Regions from separate parts of the Mus musculus genome. Here region 1 is linked to region 2. The links are chromatin loops, found by intact Hi-C in ENCODE. Cell type or tissue: left cerebral cortex. All regions are shown on one strand.

The links. Hi-C counts contacts between places; a loop is a spot of excess contacts. Peaks named below come from ENCODE experiments on the same cell type or tissue, not always from the same donor. Only the 100,000 strongest peaks of a DNase experiment are listed, where the experiment ranks them.
Region 1: it touches region 2 in a loop (2.0-fold over the local background); 8 of 42 quality-filtered maps call a loop at or near these places.

What each region holds. Positions count from the first base shown.
Region 1 is chr13:109,636,541-109,640,540 of GRCm38, reverse strand. All of the region lies in intron 3 of Pde4d (phosphodiesterase 4D, cAMP specific), which reads right to left. Among named protein-coding and RNA genes, the nearest start is that of Gm32703, 200 kb to the right of the region's middle. In left cerebral cortex, no CTCF peak of the experiment used is centred here; a DNase peak (open chromatin) is centred at 2,045.
Region 2 is chr13:109,683,579-109,687,578 of GRCm38, reverse strand. The region is part of intron 3 of Pde4d (phosphodiesterase 4D, cAMP specific); the gene reads right to left. Among named protein-coding and RNA genes, the nearest start is that of Mir1904, 220 kb to the left of the region's middle. In left cerebral cortex, a CTCF peak has its summit at 1,575; DNase peaks (open chromatin) are centred at 486, 1,639 and 1,908; H3K4me3 peaks cover 2,429 bases; H3K27ac peaks cover 1,960 bases.

The sequences.
Region 1 (4,000 bases), 47 kb after region 2:
TTCACTCACGAGCTCTCAGTCTGACCTGGCTAAGGACACAGTCACAGGTGAGATTGCTTTCCAGACCGTTCCATTGTCAAGGGGCAATTAATTCTGAGTTACAGATTAGACACCAAGAACTGCACATCCATTCATAGATATACAGAATGGGTGTTTCGATTTATAGTTACATAAATGATCACTTGCCTGATGAAGGCTTTCCTGACATTCCCATGCAAAACCTCCTTTTCAGATTCTATTTTTTTCTTTATTGTTTAATATGTTTCTTTTCTATAAAGACCCCATCCATTTTACTTCTTACTATAACAATATCATAAGGTGAACCTTTTCCAGGCATAAGGGTGTGCTGAAATGGTCTGTCACAGTTGCTGGGAGCCAATTACCTTTTAGGAGTATTTATAAGTTAATATAATCAGCAACTATTAAAAACTTCAGAAAGGTAAGATCAAATAAATCATATTAAAACCACTCAACATTTGCTACTGGTAAATAAATAGACTACACAACACAACCATGTGAGTCCCAAGTGACTGCCTTGGCTGTTTGACTGAAAGTATTGAGTTACATGGCTTTAGCATTGAGTTGAATGGGGCTGACAGAAGGGACAGAGACTTTTACAGGATGCAGCTTAGGGGTTCTTAATCGATCCAAGGGCGCAGTCCAGTCTCATCATTACTAGTCCTTCTCTACCGTAAATGCAACAAAGAGAATCAGAGTGCCCCATGCTTTACAGTGGTCTGAAAATTATTACAATGCATATATACCAAACACCCTTCCAAGGAATGGAATACAGAGAAGGAACAAAGAAGGCGAAAGTCACTATTATGCAAAACTTATGTCCCAGAATTGATAATAGCTAACATTTACCTCAGTTCTATTTATGCACTGGGAACTTTACACAGCCAGCACAGTTAGTCAACATTACACTCTGTATAAAGACAAGAAACCGAGGCGCACGGAGTTAAGTGATTTTTTTTTTCTACTGTCAAATAGCTGTCTGTAAGTAATGATGTGGAAATTTTAACTCCAGTGTGACGGTGTGAGTGCCAGCCAACTCCCTCTGACTTCTAAAGTAAACTGGTGAGCATGTGCGAAGTGCCTGGAAGGACACGGTCTGTAAGTCAGCTGTGTTATAGGATTCTGGGACCAGAAGTGGTCTCCATAATGGCAGCTAGTCTCTAAACATATTTGAGAAGGGACATCTCAAAATTCATGAAGTGACAAGTGGAGTGTAGAAATTGCTATAAAAGAGGTGGTAGGAAGGCCTGTCTTGGAGTACATATTTTTGCTCAATCTGCACAATGACCTTATAAAGTAGGTGTTTTCATTCTCCATTTATAGACATGGCATGGGTTTCTGGAGGCCAGGAGAACGGCCCAGCTGAGAAATCAACAGGGATGGCATTTCAGCTTGGGGTTTGGTTCAAGGGCCAGAACTACCTAGTCTGTGCTATGCCCCTGCATAATGCCAATGACTGAAAATATTATCATTTTTATTAGGGATACATGTGGCCTATGAATGATTGGTTGTTTTCATGGTCAGTTTAGTAAATATTACTCACAATTTGGGGTACAATAAAAAGACTAGCTTAATGATCAGGATGGTGCTAGAAGAATGGGTATACAGCTGGGGGATGATGCCGACTTCCCTAACTGAATCTCCTGTTCTTTGAGCAGCTGGCCAAGAAGCAATGGTTCTTTTTGCGACTAAATTTTACAATATGACTAGTGTGCTGGTTAGATGAAAAAAGTCAGCTGGAAGTCCAAGAGGCGGAATAAAAACCTCAGGGAGGAAACAGAAAGAGACTACATAAAACTGCAGTGCTCTGTCCCCCCCTTCTCCTTCCCTCTCTCCTCCCTCCCCTCCCTCCCCTCCCCTCCCCTCCCTCCCCTCTCCTCCCTCACTCCTTCCTTCCCTACATTCACTTCTCTCTCTCCTTTCTTTGGTTCCTTCATTCATCCCCAGCCACCTGCCCAGCCCCCATTTCTATTTTTGAAACAAGGTCTGTCTCACTCTGTAGCCCTGTGTGGCCAGACCACTGTGGGTGGAGAGAGAGAGACACTCCCCCCTACATGTTCCTTATGGCCCATCTGCAGTATCTGTCAGGATCTTGTGCTCCTTCATCCCTCTATCTATTCTGCATAAGAAATACTTTGAGACTGGGCATCTGGTGTAGTAGCAGGATGCACACAAGGCTCTGGCTTCTTTCTTTAGACCTCAGGCATGGAAACAGTTATTCTTTCATTTTGATGACTTTGTTTAACACTACTTTAAGCCATTGTAATTTGGCTATAAGAAAATTTAGATATAATTTAGCTATTTTATATTTTAATTGGTCTCTATATATTAGAATATGGAATGATCATTGGATGATATATATCAGAAGATCTTATATATAGTATTATACTATATAGTCTATTGTATCATGTATCACATACTATAAATAATACTATACCAGAACTATATTTTAGAATAATTATCTTCCTATATTGCATGAAAGTGGGAGGTGCTATTTACTCAGGGGAAGATTCTGATTTCAAGAGACTATAGAACTCACACAGATTTCCTTCCTCCTGGGGTAGTGGAAGGTGGAAGGGTGACTGTTCTTTGGTGTCCAGGCTGTAGGGTGGCCTGTCACAGTTCACCCTCGAGCAAGCTTGTATGTACTGTTGAGCTTCATTCATAGCACAAAGGGGCTGTGGGATTTGTTGCCTGTGGCTGTTTGGTAGGACTACAGGCATGAGATAATGAATACCTCTGGGACAGCTGCCCCAGGGGTCCTAGACCACACTAGAACATTATAATATAGTAGAACACTGCCTGGTACAGCATTTTAATATATTACAATATTCTAATTCTGTATTCCAATTCTTATATCATAAATGTATATAAATGTACCTGCTATACATGATCTATTATCATTATTGTTTATTATTATTATTATTATTATTATTATTATTATTATTATTAGAGACAAGGTTTCTCTGGGTAGCCCTAGCTGGCCTAGAACAAGCTTTACAGACCAGGCTGACCTTGAACTTACAAATTCTCCTACTTCTGTCTCCCAAGTGCTAGGATAAAAGCCATGTGCCACAATACTCTGCTTAGCTCCTATTATTCTGGCTTCTGACATTCTGACACCTGGTCCTTGGTTTCCAAATCTCCTGCCCTCTCTCTAGGATTGGACAGTAAACTGTGTGCATCTTTTGAGTCACTCCAAGGAATTCAATGAGATGAGCTGGGGGATCACCAGAAACAGTGGAAACCACCTGAGAACTCTCAGATCAAAGCCATGATATGCGGTAGCTGCTCCTTGGACTTAGAAAATAATGTTCCAGGTCTCCAGGTCTCCAGAGATGCTGGTAGCGCTCACTCCCATCCTAAGAGAAGGGTTCCAGCCAGTGTTTGAAGGTGGACGTTGGCAACTTTGACTCCACAGTTACCGATTCCTGTCTATTTCTTAGGTATAGTACCATGCACACCACTTTTCCTACGAGCCCCACTTACCCCTGCTGCTGTGAAACCCCACAGTTCAAAGAGACAGATCAGAGCCTGCTTTTCAGAGTGGAGCGGTGCTTCACATATTGACACCTTTTTGCTTAAGCAGGTATTACTTTATGTGTTCATAGCACAAGACCACCTGCGTCATAGGCAGTGCACAACGCTCTGGACCACTGTGTGGTGTAAAATATTCGCAATGTGTTTTACAAATCATGGTCTTGGCAATCCTGCTAAAACAATTTCAAAGTTGAGTTCGCCATTCCAAGAATTTCAGTATAGTAGAGTACCTTATGATCCAATCAGTACAGGGGGCAGTGCAGTCAGAGCCATTTTTCTGCTTCAACCCGTGTAGCTCTGCAGAGTCACCTCTGTGCTATATACTTGATTGTTCCTTCCATAGACTTTTATGTGCAAGGCACCTACCCCATGGCTTGCCATGCAACCCGTCTTTGTCAACAATCTTTACTGAGAAGCCATGAAGATGAATGTTTTATCTTAT
Region 2 (4,000 bases):
TAAATTATTGTCACTTGAGCCCTGGAGTTAAAAATAAATCTTCAGGCTATTTATTTAACTGAGATCTTTTTTTCCACTTATTGGTGATATAAATCATAAATGTGTGAAACCCATGTATAATCTGACTGCCGTGTCAGAGGTTTACATTAGCTACATAAATTTATAAAAGAATTTTATGTGTTCCCAGTAATTTTTTTGTTGGGGAATAGGGGGAAAAAAAAGGACCTTGCAAACAAACATATCTGCAGATACAAAGTTTTCTTTCACAATCAACTCATAAAGCTATCTAATGTAGTCTTTAAAAAGGAATGGTCAACATCATAAGAAGGAGATTCTTTTTCTGGAATTTCTTAAAATTCACAGAAATACAATGGAGGGCTGCATTTTTATTTCCAGGCTACTATGAAGTGCTGGTATGAAAAGCAGCAGTCAGCCAGCGCTGGGCATCCTATGCAGATAACTCATGTATTTCCATGTGAGTTTGTTTGCTTACATAATACATCCTGAGTTTCACTGCCTGCCTGATGCTACCTCAGTCTTTGCTTTTATTTCCCTTTCCCGAGCATGATTTTTTTTTCCACATCCAAGAAGTGAGCTGATTTGTTCACTTACAACTGTTAACGGAAAGGATTTCCCTCAGAATTAGCCATAGAGAATTCTATAAATAGCTATTCTAGAGCCCAAACTAATTTTATTGGGAAGTTTTCTCTAACGACCAGATGTATATGAGCATATCAAATTAGGATTAGGGAAAAATAGAATGTATATTAGATTCAGTTGAAGTGGACTCACATTTCACTAAAGTAAAACTTTTATATTACCTACAACATATTACTAACAAAGTGAAGAGGAGGTGCTTGGCTGAGAAAGAATTTGATATGCTCGTGTTTAGCCTCGTGGTTTTATCTTCCAGGTGCTTTTTCTATAAGTCATAAAAGATCTCTAGCATCATTAACTCCTAACCCTTGGCAGCAGCCAAGGCAACCTTTCCAGTTCTCAAAAAGGAGGGAGAAAATAGGCCACCAAATCAGACAGTGAGAACTAGCAAGCTTTCATTAAAAACAAAAAACAAAAACAAAACAAAACCCCACTGCTTTCTTCTCTCCCTTAAAAGTGACTCTTAGATAAATGACTATGGCCCATAAGGAGTTACACACACACACACACACACACACACACACACACACACACACACACTGGATAGAACAGACAGGTTAAGGAGGAAAATCAGGAATGTAAGGGGGCTGCCAGTAATAAGTTTTCCCTGAAAGCTTTCACATCACACCTCATCAGCAATTACTAAGCACTTGAGTTCTATGTCAGTCTTAAAGGGGAAGAAGGAGAAAGTAGCACTTTACCAAACTGCCTCCGTTGTCCTCAGGGAACTTGTAGACCTGGATCTTGGCTTCATTATAATGCTCATTTTGAAGAGGGGAGACACAAAATGAAAAAGGGAAAGGGAAATGTTCAAGTCTTCTGATCAATATTCATCAGCGGGCTCTCCACAAAGAAGGTTTGGAGGTTTCGCCACGGGCTGGGAAGGCTGCCTCCTGCCTCAGCTCTCAGTGTCGCCGGCAGCAGGCGGGCTTTCCTCTTTCATGCCCAAGCCCGGGCTCTTCCGAAGGGAGTTCCTTCTCTGCCTGCCTTGCCCACAGAGGAACTGAATTTTGAATCTCTTCTTCATCTGGGTCACAAGGGAAGCCAGCCCAGCGAACCGGTCACTCAATCTCTTTTCTGCAATTCCATAACAACGGACTTAGAGGTTTGTTCCCCTGGGCACTCACTCAGGTAGAGCAAAAGGAAAGTGCCTGGCAGCCTGGTGACACGCAGAGGGCGAGCTGTCAAGGAAGTTTCATTTCAGGGCGATCAACCGCAGGGACAAAGCTCTCTGCAGCGCAAAGGAGTCCGCTGGAGGAGCACAGCTCCGTGGGCTGGGTGGCCCGAGGTACCTGCCAAGCCAATATCCGCTGTGTCCCCTGAGAACGCGGCTGCGAGTCTTTGTGAATGAGAATTACCATCCAGTCTCACCAGGCAGAAACTATTCCTCAAGGGCTGAATGACGTCTGTGAGAAGGCAGTTCAAAACATCGCAGGGAAGTGAGAAAGGGAGGAAAAAAAAAAAAAAAAAAAAAAAAGCGCCCAACCCGGCCTGGTCAATTGCTGACTTACAAAGCAAAGGGGCGGAACTCTGAATGCAGAATGCAGGACAGCAAAGCAGCCACGCAGACAGCAGAGCTCTGGAGATTTTCAAGGCCATGCCCTCCTCTGGAAAAGCAGCTGTCTGTGTTATTCAGAAAGGACCCCCTCCCTGAGCACCTTTTTAAGGCACACACCCCTAGCCATTGAACTTTTCTTCTCTATCAAAAGTCAAAGAAACTACCTCAAAATCACTTTTCTCCTGCTACCACGTGGCAACGTGAACAGAGAAGCTAAGGGGACTTGAAGACTCAGCAGAAAGTCATTTCCATTATACAGAAAAAAGAAAACAAAAAAACAAAACAAACAAAAAAAAAAAAAAAAAAACCAAGCCATGCTTTATTTGTGCCGATATGTGAATTGGCCCTTGGAAATTCCACAAAGCATCAAGGTAGCAGGCCTCCTTGAATGAGGTGCAGCTGGGGTATTTAAGCTAAGAAATCGAATGTAACTTGTTGGGCAAGAGGCTACATGCACTACAGCTGCCTTCTTGCTGTTTTAGGACCCTAATTTTTTTTTTTAATGACACATAAATGTCATTGATTTGTGTATGGAGACTTAGGTCACTTGGCTTTTAACAGTGCTTCAGAAAGGGACTTTGTGTCATTCCTAATCTTTACTATTTTCAAGACCTGTTCTTGCCCCACGGGTAGCATCTGAAGTAATTAGTGGTACAATACCAAGTGGTTATCCGTGACGTCATGTGTATGTGTATGTGTGTGTGTGTGTGTGTGTGTGTGTGTGTGCGCGCGCGCGCACGCACGTGCGTACTATATATATATATATAATATACATATTACACTAAACAAATGCAGTAGGTAGCATTTATATATGTTTGTACTTATAAATATGTAAAAAAAAATCTAAGAAAAAGAATTTGAGAGGTAATAAGAGGTGACATACAGATTGGAAAAAGGAAAGGGAAGGGGTGATGTAATTATATTTTAATTAGAATTTTTAAGTACGTAAGAAAAAAATACTCTTCTTTATGGTAGCTTCTCTGTAAGCTGGTCCCAGTTGCTCCTGACAGAAGTAACATTTCCACGCCTTCTCTCCTATCCGTCTGAACATTTACACAAAGGATATATGTTCCTCTGGGTGTGCCGACTTCAATTATGTTGAAGGTGAATTATCAAGCGTAACTAAGCATTCGGAATCTTCAATGACATTAGCCAAGCATTGCTTCGCCAGTCTGACGTGAACTTGGTATTTATTTAGCATTTGGAGACAGGATGCTGGATTGTGGCTGTGACCCACCCAAACAGCTTGGAAAACTGATGTAGAAGGAATGAAGTCGGCGGAGACTGGGGCCTCTGATGACAATAACAGGCTGTTCGCACCTCAGTGGCCACTGGCGATTTTGTCTTCTCTGGGGATTCTCAGACTTCATAAAGTAAATGTCAACAAATTGCTTCCTGACAGCTTCTCTCCATAAGCCTCCCACTTTTCCTGTACTGCCCAGGGACAGTCAGGCCTTCTTAGACCTGACCGTCTTTAGAATATTGCTCATACATTAGTATATTTCATGCAGGTTCCCTAAACACATATTTCTTTTCTTTTTTTTTTATTTATTACGTATTTTCCTCAATTACGTTTCCAATGCTATCCCAAAAGTCCCCCATACCCTCCCGCCCACTTCCCTACCCACCCATTCCCATTTTTTGGCCCTGGCGTTCCCCTGTACTGGGGCATATAAAGTTTGTGTGTCCAATGGGCCTCTCTTTCCAGTGATGGCCGACTAGGCCATCTTTTGATACATATGCAGCTAGAGTCAAGAGCTCCGGGGTACTGGTTAGTTCATACTG